Regions from separate parts of the Homo sapiens genome. Here regions 2 and 3 are each linked to region 1. Evidence: chromatin contacts called from ENCODE Hi-C or POLR2A ChIA-PET data. All regions are on one chromosome and are shown on one strand. The core of a region is the stretch at or near the end of the contact, and the rest is flanking DNA. Distances in the headings are between cores, read along the strand shown. Region 1 holds the start of TRIM8 (tripartite motif containing 8). Region 2 holds the start of CALHM3 (calcium homeostasis modulator 3). Region 3 overlaps ARMH3 (armadillo like helical domain containing 3).

The links. A loop is a pair of places that touch in the nucleus more often than their neighbours do. ChIA-PET counts read pairs that join two places held with the same protein, here RNA polymerase II (POLR2A). Pooled maps may share reads with other maps.
Region 2: a loop to region 1 is called in a map with no recorded cell type, with 4 times the contacts of the local background. The contact joins the promoter of CALHM3 here to the promoter of TRIM8 in region 1. A Hi-C loop is called at or near these places in 10 of 37 single-sample maps with no recorded cell type and 6 of 50 pooled maps.
Region 3: a pooled map shows a loop between it and region 1 (5-fold over the local background). The contact joins the enhancer-like site here to the promoter of TRIM8 in region 1. A Hi-C loop is called at or near these places in 1 of 37 single-sample maps with no recorded cell type and 3 of 50 pooled maps. POLR2A ChIA-PET finds 5 or more read pairs at or near these places in 1 of 52 experiments (activated CD4-positive, alpha-beta T cell).

Annotation. Positions count from the first base shown.
Region 1 is chr10:102,642,020-102,646,748 of GRCh38, forward strand. It overlaps TRIM8 (tripartite motif containing 8), which reads left to right and starts at 2,460. Exons shown (of 6, transcript NM_030912.3): 1 at 2,460-3,168. The coding sequence starts at 2,599. It overlaps TRIM8-DT (TRIM8 divergent transcript), which reads right to left and starts at 1,170. Exons shown (of 1, transcript NR_186489.1): 1 at 773-1,170. RefSeq lists silencers at 160-789, 1,120-1,179, 1,450-1,549, 1,630-2,609, 3,895-4,111 and enhancers at 1,098-1,852, 1,853-2,608, 2,710-2,839, 3,620-3,719.
Region 2 is chr10:103,477,109-103,481,837 of GRCh38, forward strand. CALHM3 (calcium homeostasis modulator 3) reads right to left here and starts at 2,132. Exons shown (of 3, transcript NM_001129742.2): 1 at 1,638-2,132. The coding sequence starts at 1,924. NEURL1-AS1 (NEURL1 antisense RNA 1) reads right to left here. Exons shown (of 4, transcript NR_120675.1): 4 at 2,495-2,889. RefSeq lists an enhancer at 1-690.
Region 3 is chr10:101,898,818-101,903,546 of GRCh38, forward strand. The region is part of intron 23 of ARMH3 (armadillo like helical domain containing 3); the gene reads right to left. Among named protein-coding and RNA genes, the nearest start is that of KCNIP2, 57 kb to the left of the region's middle. RefSeq lists enhancers at 3,490-3,649, 3,649-4,312. Within about 2 kb of position 2,699, at least 3 of the 41 ENCODE cell types and tissues checked have a DNase peak (open chromatin) inside an H3K27ac peak, as active enhancers do.

The DNA of each region.
Region 1 (4,729 bases), core at 1,210-3,709:
AGCCACGGGTCTTCACTTCAGGCCCAGGAAGAGGTGGTCCCACTACGCCGTGGCATCATCGCTTTTTTAACAAGCGCGGAAAACCCCCTCCCATCCCAATGTTTAATGTACCGAAGTTTGTGAGAGTCACGTGAGACTCTCGGGTCTGCCCCGCCTTAGGGAGGTGGAGCCTCAGCTTGTGGGCCAATAGCAGGAGCAGCCTCCGGAACAGCCCCAACGCGACAGGGAAAGGGGGAGGAGCCGGGCGCCCGGCCCTGTAACTGTACTTCCGGAAAGCACGCCCCGCCCCTTCCCCCCCACCGCGCCCGTTTCTTTCGCCAGTGCCGGGTGGGCCGAACCGGCGGGTGCCGATTAAAGGCGCCGCCTGCCGCTTTCTCCTCGCCCCCCAGCGCCGCAGCTCTCCGCCCCCTTCCCGAGTAGCGGGACCGGCCTTGATGTAGGGACACCACCCCCCGTCTCCTTCCGCCCCAGCCCGGGAGCTCGGCTCGCTGCAGCCCCTGGCCCTCCCGTTTCCCCACCCTGCCTGCCCCGCTCTGCTCCGAACCCATTGTATACGGCCGGCTGCGGACTCCCAGGCCGGGCCGTGGCGGGGGCCCCGGGACCCCCGAGTGCCCCTCCGGCTGGTCCCGCGGGCCGCGGCATCTCCGCCGCCGCCTTCCTCGCGGCGGCGGCGAGGGCGCCCTTTCCTCCCCGCGCGGGTGACGGGGACGCACCCCCACCCCGGGGCGCCCCTTCGCGGGGGGAGAGCCGGGCCCGAGCAAGTCGAGGCAGGAAAGGGCCGCCACGGACTGCCCGGCCCGCCGATCGTTTTTATTATCGAGATTATTATTAAAAGGGGGCGGGGACCCCAGGACGCGGGGGAGGGGCTGGATACGCAGGTATTTTTATTAAACAGATTATTCCTGAAATAATAATACGCGCAAGATGGCTGAAGGTGGCTGTGATGAGAGTGTTGGGGTTGGGATTTTTTTCTTCCTGTTTTTTCTTTTTTGATCTGAGGATAAAGCTCTGAGGCGACAGCGGCTGCGGAGACCCTGCCCGAAGCGCCCTCCCCTCCCTTGAGAAGCCGCGGGCAGACAGACGGACCTCGGACCGAGCAACGGGTGCGGGCCCGCCCCGGACGCGTCGCCTGGGCAGCAGCCGGGGACCGCGGGCTCTCGCCTTTCTGCCGACTTCTTCCAATTCTCATCTTCTTTTATTTTTTGGACAGGACCGGGGTGGGTGGAGCAGAGGTGGAGAGAAATCGGGACTTGGCATTTTCTCCCTCTCTCTCTCCTAATTTGTTGGAGGCCGCCAGCCCTCCCCTTGGAAAAAAAAAAATCCCACCAAAAAAAAAAAAAAAAGAATCAGGAGCGAGAGGACGCCGCGGGGCCCTCAGCGAGCGCGCCCAGACCCCGGCCGCCGCCGCGGAGCCCAAGATGGCTGGGCGCTGAGGGTGGCGGCTCGGCCTGGCCCCGCCGCCGCAGGCTGGCTCCGACCGCAGCCCCGAGCCTTCCAGGCCCCAGCAGAGGCCGAGAAGAAAAGAAAGTGGGGAGGAGGGGGCCGGGGGGGCGAAGGGGGAGGGCCGGGGGAGGGGAGGGGAGGGCCGGGAGCCGAGCCTCCTGTTCATTAGCAGTTGAGAAAAATTCCTTTCTAGTTTGATCAATCCTTGTTTTCCTCGGCAGAGCCCGGGCGCCCGCCCAGCGCGGAGACGGGCGCGCGGGGTCTCTCCGCGGCGGGGGCGCCGGGCCTCGGGGGAGCGCAGAAGTAGCCGCCCGGGGGTCAGGCCGGAGCGCCGCCGGGGCTTCTCCCTCCCTCCCTCGCCGGTTGCCTTTTTTTCCACTTCTCTCCCTCCCCCTTCCGTTTCTATTTGTGAAGGGAGGAGGAAGGCAGAGGCGGGCTGGTGTCTCTGGCCGGGGACTGGAATTTCATCTGAATGACTGCCCCTGCGCGCACGCAGCGCCCCGGAGTCGGCCCGCCCGCGCCCCGCAGCCCGCGCCCGGCCAGCCAGCCGGGGGACGCCTGCACCGTGGCCCGGGGACCGCCGGCCTGCCCCTCCCGCCCCGTCCGGATCTAGCAGCCCTCGGCGCGGCCGCCCTCGCCTCCTGGCCCCGCAGACCCCGGGCTCCGGCCCCTGCGAGGGAGGTGCGGCGCCGACGAGCCAGGCAGGAGCCGCCGCTGCCGCCGCCGCCGGAAGAAGTGTGCTGCTCCCAAGCTCCGTCTGCCGCGGGGCGCGCCCCAATGTCAGCCGCGGGGACGAGCGCAGGCCGCGGGCCGCCACTGCCCTAGCCGCGCCGACGGGGAGGCGGCCTCTTATATGGAATTTGGACCCCGGCGCTCCCCTCCAAGGCTGGAGTCCCGGCCGCGGCCCTGGCGCAGTCCGCCGCCTCCCGCTAGGCGCTCGGGAGGAGGAGGAGACGCAGCCCGCTGCGCGCGCGGCGTGAGGACCGCGGCTCCCTCCTCCGGGGGGCGGGCACGCGGAAGGCGCTGCTGACTGAGCGACCGTCGGGGCCGGCTGGGGCCGGAGCTCGGGGCTCGGTGGGCCTACAGCGGCTCCGGACGGACCCCCGGGGCTGGGGAGTCGGGGAGGCCTGCCCCGGCCCCCTGCCCGCGGCCGCCATGGCGGAGAATTGGAAGAACTGCTTCGAGGAGGAGCTCATCTGCCCTATCTGCCTGCACGTTTTCGTGGAGCCAGTGCAGCTGCCGTGCAAACACAACTTCTGCCGGGGCTGCATCGGCGAGGCGTGGGCCAAGGACAGCGGCCTCGTACGCTGCCCAGAGTGCAACCAGGCCTACAACCAGAAGCCGGGCCTGGAGAAGAACCTGAAGCTCACCAACATCGTGGAGAAGTTCAATGCCCTGCACGTGGAGAAGCCGCCGGCGGCGCTGCACTGCGTGTTCTGCCGCCGCGGCCCCCCGCTGCCCGCGCAGAAGGTCTGCCTGCGCTGCGAGGCGCCCTGCTGCCAGTCCCACGTGCAGACGCACCTGCAGCAGCCCTCCACCGCCCGCGGGCACCTCCTGGTGGAGGCGGACGACGTGCGGGCCTGGAGCTGCCCGCAGCACAACGCCTACCGCCTCTACCACTGCGAGGCCGAGCAGGTGGCCGTGTGCCAGTACTGCTGCTACTACAGCGGCGCGCATCAGGGACACTCGGTGTGCGACGTGGAGATCCGAAGGAATGAAATCCGGGCAAGTACCCTACGCGCGCGCGCGCACACACACACACACAGACACACAGTCCCTTCCTCTCTCCCGCCCCGGGACCACCCATCCCGACAGGCTGACTCTTGTGACATCAGGCCAGTGGCCCCTGGCCAAACTCTTCTCTGAAAGTTTGGGGACAGGGTCCTGGGAAGAAGGGCCCCGGGTCGCTACTTGGTACATTCTCGCACCTGTGCGCACAGGGTCCGTCTTCTGAGTGCTTTATGGGATTGGGGTGTGGGACCGTCAGGGGTAGAGTCTGGGTGTTGCTTTTCTGTGGTGCGCAGCTCCCTCCCCCAGTCTTGTTGCTGTAGGCCCTACGGGAAGTCACCGAGGCAGTGACCCCGGTCCTGCCTCTCCAGCTGCTGTTTATGTAATGAGTGTCCCGGTGCCGCTGCTGTGGCTGACATGATCCATGATGCTGGCATACCAATGAGGAAGTAAACAAAAGCAGCCATGTTAGTTTTCAGCGCTATTGGAAACACACTGGGGGGGGAGTGGGGGGAGTTTCCAGAGGGAGAGCAGAACTCCGGCCGTCTCTCTGGACAGGGCCTGGGCAGCCAGCGAGGCCCCGACAGCGGCTCCGCTATTTGGATTCCTCCCGAGAGCCGGCTCTCCCTGTGTGAGAATCGCTGCCCTGTGTGCCTGTGTGTCGCACGGGCCGCATGAACAAGCCTTCAAGTATCTGTCTTCATCATCCTGGCCCTTTCGCCTAGCACAGCCCTCTCGCCGCCCTCCCACATTTGGGGAGGGGAAGTGGAAGACGGAAAAAGAATCCTGTGGGTTTAAGGTTGAGCCGCCTTGAAATCTGGTTTCAGGCAGCTGGCTCCCCTGGGCTGCCGGCTGGGTGATTACGGAACCGCGTCCCCTCCCATTGTATACACCCTGCGGCCGCGGCCAATGTCAAACCGCCTCCCCCCTCAGGCCTCTGGGCCTGGTTTTGGAGCTGGACTGAGGCAATACTTCCGTCCCCTTCAGTGGAGGGGGCTCCTCCTAGGTCCCTCCCCAGTCCTCTGGCTTTCAGGGTTGAGTCATACCAAAATGAAGGGGTTGGCCTGACACCGAGGAGTCCTCTCTGAAGCCCCACCTTGGGGCCTGGGGCCTGGGTGTGATATCTGGGGGCTAGGCTGCACTCTGGTGGGACTGGGAGTGTCTCTGGGTGGGGATCCCTGGAGGTTAGTGGAGGCCAGTGCGGAGGCTGGCTATGAGGAAGCTCTGTTCAGGGCATGATTGGAGATGGGGCTGTTTCCTGTGTGGGGGGACCAGTCAGAATGAGTCACTGTTTAGCAATTAAAAAACATACACATACAACCAACAAAAGGCAGGAGGGCCACCACAGGCTGGGGCGGGGGCAGCAAATACGATTTGCTGTATAATTAGTTTCCAATCGGATGGACTAGCCCTGGGTTTGTGTGCCAGGATAGGCCTCTGGTTTCTTAAAGGAAGTGTGTCCTCCACCCCCTGTGTCCTCCATCCCCGTTCAGGGCAGGCACAGCCCACACTTTCCCCAGTATTGGGAAGCTGCTGCTATTAATAAAGATGGAAGGGC
Region 2 (4,729 bases), core at 882-3,381, 830 kb after region 1:
TTCTTTCAGAGCCTGCTTTTGGAGGAGAGCCTAAGCTAAGACAGCCCTGCCCAGTAACCCTCCAAAAGCAGCACCTCTAACACCCCTACCCACAAGGCATCCCAGGAGCCCACCCTCTGACCGGCCTCAGGCGCCTTTCCAGATCAACTCTGCCCCTGCCTGTAGTGACCTCGACTGGGTATTGGCCACAGGACAGGAGCCCAGTGGAGCTGTGCCCACTGGACCCCAGAGGAAAAGGCCAAGGACACACCCAGTGCCTGTGACCCACCCTGCACAGCTGAATTGCAGGGAGATGTGATCCCTGAGAACATGGAACAGAGGCTGAGGGTGCACCGGATGCAGATGTTGTTTCTGAATTGGATTGTACACAAAACATCCAATGGTGTGTGCCAGGTGTGTGCGTGCATGGCCTACCCAGTGTGAGCTGTAAATATGTTCTAGGCAGTGGTGGCTTTAGCATTTTCTTTTCTTTTTTTGTCTTTTTTGAGTCTTGCTCTGTCGCACAGGCTGGAGTGCAGTGGCACGATTTCAGCTCACTGCAACCTCTGCCTCCCAGGTTCAAGCGATTCTCCTTCCTCAGCCTCCTGAGTAGCTGGGACCACAGGTGCCCAACACCACGCCCAGCTAATTTTTTATATTTTTTAGTAGAGATGGGGGTTTTGCCATGTTGGCCAGAGTGGTCTCGAACTCCTGACCTCAGGTGATCCACTCGCCTCGACCTCCCAAAGTGCTGGGATTACGGGTGAGAGCCACCGCGCCTGGCCCCCCCACCCAATCTCTGGCTCCTTATTTTCCCCCAAGGCTAGCCATAGAAACTAGAATCCATCTTCCCCAAGGTGGGTCATAGAAACCAGAACTCCTTTTCTCCAAAGCTGCCACCATAAAACCTAAAAATATGATTCTAATTTCCCCCCGCCTTTCTGTCTGAAAACTGGCCGTAAAGAAATGATCTGACCTACCTAGTTTCATTGTAGATCATAAGACTCCCTTCTAGAGAGGGTCCTGCCCCGTGTCTGGGAGAAAGGAACACTGTATAGAGAGGCCAAGAAGAACCTAGATGGCCTTGCTGAGTTTCCCCACTCCGTCTATAACATCAGTTCATCCCTTTTTTAATCCAATTCTATTTCTGCGTGGCTATCCAAACCTTGTTGAACCTAAGCATAAAAATGAACCATTTCCTCTGTATCTTTAGGTCTTTATTCTGAAGGTTCTGTGGCACATAAAACGGTAATCAAATAAATTTGTATGCCTTTTCTCTTATTAATCTGCCTTTTGTCAGTTGATTTTCAGCAGAGCTTCAGAGGGCAAAGAGGAAGTTTTCCCGCAGCCCCTAGAGTGGCCTGGGTAATTGGGAATCCTGTGTCATTCCTATGTTTACAGCACTGGCCACGGAAAGGTGACAAACGATAGGAACAGAAATATGTTTCCAGAGTGGAAACTGGCAAGTGGCTCTCTGTGAGCCGATAATTCCTAGTTGGGGAAAGGAGAGGGCGCACCTGGCAGTACCTGTAGGGTGGGTGGAGAATCCCCTGATAATGAGAATGGTTGGGGTCTGGGGGTGCACTTGACAGTGCCTGTGGGGTGGCTGGGGAGCCCCTGGCAAAGCTCATGGGTCACTGAGTGGTGTGGGACCGCACCTGATGATGCCTGGGTCCTTCCTCCGGTGCCCTGCGGGCCGGCGCCACTCCTCGACCATCACCACAGACTGCCGGTTGGCGAGGAGGCCGCAGAGAAACAGGGCGAGCGGGGGCGTCAGCAGCAGGCCCAGGCCGTAGAGTGCATTGTAGTGCACCAGGCAGGGACAGTTGAAGTCAAAGGAGGAGTACAGCTTGACGGTGACCGCAGCCAGCAGCAGGCAGATGCCATTCATCACCGACTCCGAGCTTGACTGGAAGTGCTGGAAGAGCATGCGGAATTTATCCATGGCTCCAGCCTGGGTGGGTGGGCGGCCGTCGGTTCGGCTCAGTGAGGCTCTGGCCACCTTCCTGGTGTCTGCTGTGCTGGGGACGAGCCTGGGATCTGCAAGAGGTTCTCTCTCTGCTTCCAAGGGCCTGAGGGGCCAAGGAGGAAGCAGTGCCCAGGCCCCAGCCCAGGCTCCCGGGATCCAGTAGGCACTTAAGGCAGGGACAGGCTCTCACCACAAAGGCTCCCCTGCCCAGCCCAATGGTCCCCTGGTGCCACTCCCCTCCTGTCTGGGGGAGTGAGTCACCCTCTGTGACCGGGCAGCCCAAAGCACCTCTAGGCAAATGGGCCCCGCCCTGTCACTCCATTCCTCCCGGCCCATTTCTCTTTGCTTTACGGTCTGGATGCTCAGGCTTGACAGCCGTTGGAGCTTCCTTCGGGGGACAGGCAAATTCTGGGTGTGGTGAGGAAAAGATGCTGATGGAGCCAAGGTAGTATATTTTCTGGTCTTGATCAAAAGCATGACTCTGAACTTGTCTCACAGGCATAGTAAAACAACAGCAACAACAACAACAAAATATGACGACTCAGCTCAGCCCAGGGAGATTTCATGTTGGCTTTCAGGCTAGGAGGAGCCAGAAGGGGCACCTATTCCTGACCGAAGGCTTCCTGGAAGAGGAGACCCTTGAGAGGAGTCTTCAACGATGTTTCAGCATTTGCCATGAAAGGGGTAGCGGAAGGGGATGGCCTCCCTGGGCGACGTGCTAAACATTGTGCATTAACCACTGGGTGCCCATGGGAGAGGCTGCTCAAGTGCCACGCCCACACCTGCATGGCTTTCCCCCTGCCCTTCTTCCGTGTGAGGGGCATGCGTTTGAAATCACTGCTTCTTCTCCTAACTCTCCCACATCACTAGGTCTCTCCTTGTGTCTCAGTTCCAGTCTCTCCGAAGGATGACAGCCCAGATGTTTGAGGGACCCCTGAAACCTGCAAAACGAATTTTGTAAAGGTCACTTGGCCCATATTGTAAGTCAGATCATCCCAAATAAGTCTTGCAAATTTCGTAACCATCTGTGTGGTCTGTACTTCTGATGAAGACAGACAGAAACCTGGGTCTTACTTATTATTATTATTATTATGAGATAGAGTCTTGTTCTGTCACCCAGGCTGGAGTGCAGTGGCACGATCTTGGTTCACTGCAGCCTCTGCCTCCCGGGTTCAAGTGATTCTCCTGCCTCAGCTTCCAAGTAGCTGGGATTACAGGCACCCACCACCACGCCCAGCTAATTTTTGTATTTTTAGTAGAGACAGGGGTTTTGCCATGTTGGTCAGGCCGGTCTCGAACTCCTGACCTCAGGTGATTTGGCCCCCTTGGCCTTCCAAAGTGCTGGGATTACAGGCATGAGCCACTGAGCCTGGCCACTTAGTATTTTTATTTTCCATATTTGTACGTTACTCTAGGTCCTATGAGACAGATTTCCCTGTGTGAGGGAAATGAGGCACTGGAGAAGATGGGGAGAGCCACCAGTGGCCCTGTGAGTCTGACTCTGAGCGGAGGAGAGGGCGGGGCAGGGGTGAGAAACCCTTCAAGCCAGGAGGACCACCACAACTTCAGGTGGGTACAGTCCCAGAGGGGCTGTTGGAGGTCACATACCCTGGCGGGGACAGAGCCAGGGAGGAAGCTGGGATCCTCCATCTGTGCCTTTCAGCCTTAGTCACCCACTGGGCTGCTGACCAGAAAAGGGGACTGTCCTGGCCCAAGGCCAGGCTTCGTGACCCTGAACCAGCAGGGCTGGTGTGGAGCAGGCGGGGAGCTAACTGGGCTGGGAGGGTCATGAGCACCCCTCAATCCCATTCTAGTCTCAGGGAGGGATAGAGTGTCCTAAGGGTCCCCAGCCACTCTAACCTTGAGAGTTCAGAAAACAATAGACAATGCTTCTGGAAGAACACTTTGAAGAAAACTGGGTCAAAGACTCCAGGCCAACCTTTTCACAGCTCCAGCCTCTGAGAGGTAAGACAGAGCTACCAGGTCAGCCTGGGTCCCTGGAGCCCTGCAGGGCAACAGGTGCTGAGTGACTGCAGCGGGGCTGACCCTTGCCGGGTATTTACAGGAAATACTTCAGTAAAGAAACAGGCCAGAAAGAAGCCCACCACAAAAGGGATATTATCTGTCAAAGAGAGGGGATGGCTTACATTTTTTTTTAAATCTCTATTTTCTGAATTGTCGACTTTTATAATAGTAGACATAATAAATCATTACTATAATCATAATAATGATTTTTAACTATTTCCAGCAAAAATCATAAAACATTTTAATTAGAAAAACATAAAAAGATAAAAGGACAAGGCAAAAAGGAGAATTCCATTTTGTTGCCTGGAGCTTGGCCCTGCTGAACTAGTAGAGAGAGAACTAGAGGCAGCAATAAATGGAGAAAGGCTTCTTTTACTCACACATATGGAAAGATATTAAATTGCAGATCTGGCCGGGCGTGGTGGCTCACGCCTGTAATCCCAGCACTTTGGGAGGCCGAGGCAGGCAGATTGCCTGAGCTCAGGAGTTTGAGACCAGCCTGGCCAACATGGCAAAACCCCATCTCTATTAAAAATACAAAAAATTAGTCGGGCATAGTGGTGCATGCCTGTAATCCCAGCTACTTGGGAGGCTGAGGCTTGAGAATTGCCTCTCTTGAGGCTGAGGCATGAGAATTGCTTGAACCCAGGAGGCGGAGGCTGCAGTGAGCCCAGATCATGCCACTGCTCTCCAGCCTGGGCAACAAAGAGAGACTAAAAATAAATTACATTTTTCTTTTTAATAATGATTTAATCT
Region 3 (4,729 bases), core at 1,449-3,948, 740 kb before region 1:
AAATTTGGATCTTAAGCTCCAACCTCATTAAGAGCTGTAGCCCTGTATTTTCAAATGCTTACTAAATATTTACACCTGGATGTCTTGCTTTTGTTTACCTGGATCTCTTCACATAGAATGTTATCACCACTAAAAAGCCTAAGTCATCTTTTTCCTTGAAGGCCCAGTTAAAATACCATTGCTTCCCCGAACAACATGGTTCATACAGAAAACAGCAAGGCTTTAGAGAAAGGAGATTTGAAAAAATCTGGATTCCTCCACTTATTAACTGTGTGACTTTGGGCAAGAGACCAACCTCTCTGAGTAGTAGTTTCTTTGGTTGAATTTCACTTCCAAAACTTTCCTCTCTGTTTTCCTGTATACCATCTAACTAGCCCTAAGGAATTTTTTTTCCCCCAAGGCAGCTTCCCTTTTCCTAGACCAGTCCAGTGATATACTACTATGCAATATACTACAGAGTATGTTCTCAGGTATCTGAGATTAAAGACAAGAAAACCATCATATTCGTAATTGCTTTTACCTGGGAAACCTTCAGGCATACAGGTAAAATACTGGCTTTTGAGAAGGGGTAAAGGTATGACTGAGTGTATGTGGCAGTAGTTAAAATGGTTCATCTGAGGTTGAGTTATTTAATTTTAAACTAACATTTCTTTCACCTTCAGAATTGCCTCACAGACTCCCATTTCATGCAGTACTAAGCTTCCTTCTTCATGGAGTCAATGAATCTTCAGCCCACCCAAATCACCAACAACAAAAAAAGCAATTTCCCTTGATGCCTGTTAACAGAAGTGCATTACAAGCCTCAAAGACTCTGCTGATTAACATTAAACAAAATAAAACCTCAAGTAAGAATACCTTCTAACCTTTTCACTTTGAAACTATCTAATCAAAACATCAGCAACTGACCTGTTAGGATTATCCTTCTAACTTACCCCCTAAGGTTTAGGTCTTAACCCTTTCAGGACAATTATTTCCCTCCATAAATTATACTACTGTCCCTGTGGCCATTCTTTTCAGGACCAAAGACACAAAAATGGAACCTTAGTTAGTATAAAAGGCATTTTGACAACCAGCAAGAAGGATAAACTACTGACCAGTGCATCTAGTTGCTTACTTTACCCAATGATCCAATGTAAATGGAGAAGAATGAACCACAAGTGTTGAAAGAACCACAAAAGTCAAATGGACCATCTACATTTCCATAAAAGGCATCATCACTTAATCCATTCCCCTTATGTCTACTTTTTATTAAATCTTTCAATAAATGAAAAGAGGCTCCAAAACTTTCCTAAACATAAAACACCTATAAGATTATCCTATCGTTGCTCAGATCCATCACTCTGTGCTTCTGACTACCTTACTCTGTTCTCTAGTGGCAGGTCCGAAGTTACTGGCAGAGTTCCTGGGGCTACAGAATGAAAACCTCTAATAATCTTTGGAATTGGTTTTCCTATTTCCCTTTTCCTGGATTTCCTATTTCCAGAAGCAAGGCTCCTCTACACGCTCAGAAATGCCAAATGAATATAAAGGAACAAAATGGCCTATAAGAAAATGTGTATTAGATGTTCTGTCCCTTTTCAGAACATAAGAAAATCCTAACACATACCTAAGAGGAATTCTGAAGCACTGGAGATAAGCTCAAAACCCCCAAAACTGATCTAATTTTGATTAATGGTGAACATTCCAATCTCTTGAATATGAATTAAGAACTTTTTAAAAACTGGCATGAGACAAAAACCTGAAATATTTTAATTACACCTCATTCCCATTAGCCCAATTAATCAATTTATTATAAGACACTTAAATTTTAAGCATGGGAGAGCAAGAAAATGAGCAATTGACTAGTCTTCTTTTCCCGTCACTTCAAAAATAAAGGCGAATTGGCTGGTCACAGTGGCTTATGCCTGTAATCCCAACACTTTGGGACGCCCAGGTGGGAGAACTGCTTGAGGCCAGGAGTTCAAGAGCAGCTTGGGCAACATAGTGAGACCCCCATATCTACAAAAAATTTTTTTTAAATTAGCCAGCATAATGTGCACACCTATAGCCCTAGCCATTCATGAGGATGAGGCATGAGAATTGCTTGAACCCAGGAGTTTGAGGTTACAGTGAGCTGTGATCATGCCACTGTACTCCAGCCTGGGCAACAGAGCAAGACCCTGTCTCTAAAAATAAAGGGAAATTATTTTAGTGGATCACATGCTAGACTGAGGAAGGAGGGAAATATTCTGTGGATCCCATGCCAGTTAGAGAAAAAGAGGCATATGAATCCTAAACTAGACTAGATGAGCCATACATAATACCTCAGTGGTGGAGGAGGAGGATCTCATGTGCACAAAGGAGGAAGAAACCTGTCAAGATTTCCCAGTGGTCCAGTGTGGGCCATATGGATTCCATACTAGATAGCAGTGGTCCTGATGTTCACATACAGGAGAGATGAGAGGGTGGGCCATATGGATCACGTACTGGTTTTCAAGTACTCCAGGAAAAGAATGAAATTAAAAGACACGGAAACAGGCTTATACTCCATCCCAGGGGGACCTTTTAGAACTCCTCAGGAAAGGCAATCAGCAAGTCTGCCAAAGTAATTAAGCAAACGAACATTTACCATAAAGCCCACATCAGTTAAGTGAACAAAGATGAATCTTATTACAGTGCACTGTCAGCTCTGAGCCTGCAGGTGCTAACCACTGAGACGTGGCGTTACTCGGCCCTAGCTGCTCACCCACCCACTGTGACAGAGAGCTTCGCCCTTCTCGTCAGCTCTGAAAAAGCAGGCTGCTTTCACCTGCTCCAGCACTGACTTATGTTGCTTTCAGACAGACCCTCACAGAGATGGCTTCCTATAAGAAGCCTGGGTGTGGATACTGTGGCAGGTGGTAGGGTTGGCTACAGAAGGGAGGCTTGAGAGGTAGAGAGGATGGGAGAAAGCAGGGGGGCTGGGTAGCAGTTATGTCAGTGAGGTAAAGAAAATGGGATAGTTTGGTAAATCAAGAAGTAAATAAAGAATAAACAAGCTGCCCAAAGTATTGAACCGTTCTGCCTAAGTGAAGTTGATAGTCTCTCTGAAAAGGGAAGAAGTTAAAACTTCATTGCAAAATAGTTTCTCCTCAAGGAAAGAAATATTACTAGGGAACATCGCTTTTCTAATGTTAATGGCAGCCTCAACATCAGCTTTATTAATGAGTTAGCACCAAAGCTAACAGGGTCAGATTTGTTGAGACCTAATCAGTATCTATTATTTAACAAAATCCACTGCTTGCTAGAATAAATGAATACTTATCAATTATCCTAAGATTTACAAATGGCACTTGAAGCACCTTTTGGCCCTATTTCTTTCTGCAAATAATTTTGAGAGTCAAAATGAAAGCCCCAAATTGACCAAATGCCAACCAACTACATCAGAGACCCAGAAAGCTTTTATTCAACAGAAACTCTCACAAGGGGAAGGCTGTTAAGAGTAGCTGTGAGACAAATTCAAAAAATCATATAACTAGTTTAAAAAGCCAAAGACCATATGTCTATTACTCAGAGGAACAGATATGAATAGACAGAAGTAGGTAAGGTCCCTGTGTCCAGAAACCGATACATCTCTAACTTATTATGGAGAAGAAATCCTAAAGACATTGCTGGGAGACAGATACAACCAACCAACTGAAGAAATGTCACTTGTGGCACTTCTGGGCTGGGCTTGTGACAGAAAATGATGTTGGAGGTCTCACAGCAGATGCACGCACAGGCACTCATACGTGCGCACTTCTCTTCAGGTCTAGAACAAGAGCAAACAAAGAGCTGTGGTAGAAAGTGATTTGCAACCTTACTTTCTACCACAGCTCTTTGTCTGCAACAGGGCCTGCAGTTTCCTTACATTCAAAGGCAGCGGGAGGTGGGAAAAGGAGGGGAAACTAGATGACTGCTACTCAGAACCAAGCAGCGCTGCCCAGGAGAGGACTTAATGGGAGGATAAATTTGGGGCCTGATTCTTTGACGGCACCTCCAGTAATAGCTAGTAAAGCAGGGGGTGAGAGCCAGCTCCAAACATTCATCATAATAGTGCAACAAGATGAAGGTCTTTAGGGGAGAGTCGATGAGATTCCAGAGTAAGAAAATGAAGCCCATGCGGAGGGTGAGGCGGTTGGCTCTGGCAGATTGTCTCCACAGGAGGCTGGTATAATTGTTTTATGCTCACAAAGAGGTTATTAGCTGCCATCTCTTCAATATACCAGAAAGAGCAGTAAGTTTTCTTCCTCCTGAAAGGTGACGCTACCAAAAGGAGAAATTTAGTTTTAAAGTAATTAAAGAACTTTGTTTATGCTATAAGCACTGTTTTAGAAACAGAACTTCTATATTTTCTCCTCTCTTACTCTGCAAATTGACTGCTTTCTCATATAGTCAAGGAATCTCTGTCCCTAGAAGGAAGTTCTACAGTATCTGAAGCTAAAGGTTTGCCAGCACTGCCAGTGACTCTTGATAATTCAGTTTGTTTGACAAACATATGAATACCTATCATGTGCAGGCACTACGCTAGGCAATGAAGGTTGTGAATAAAATAAATCCCAGAGATCAAGGAGTTCATAAATGGAAAAGACACACACGACAGACAGATAATTTCATTATGATGTGGTAAAGGCTAAGGCAGACAAAGAGTAGACAAAAGGTATCATGGAAGCACAGAGGAGGGGTGCTTAGCCCAACCTGCAGGCTTAGAAAGGACATTCTGAAGGACAGG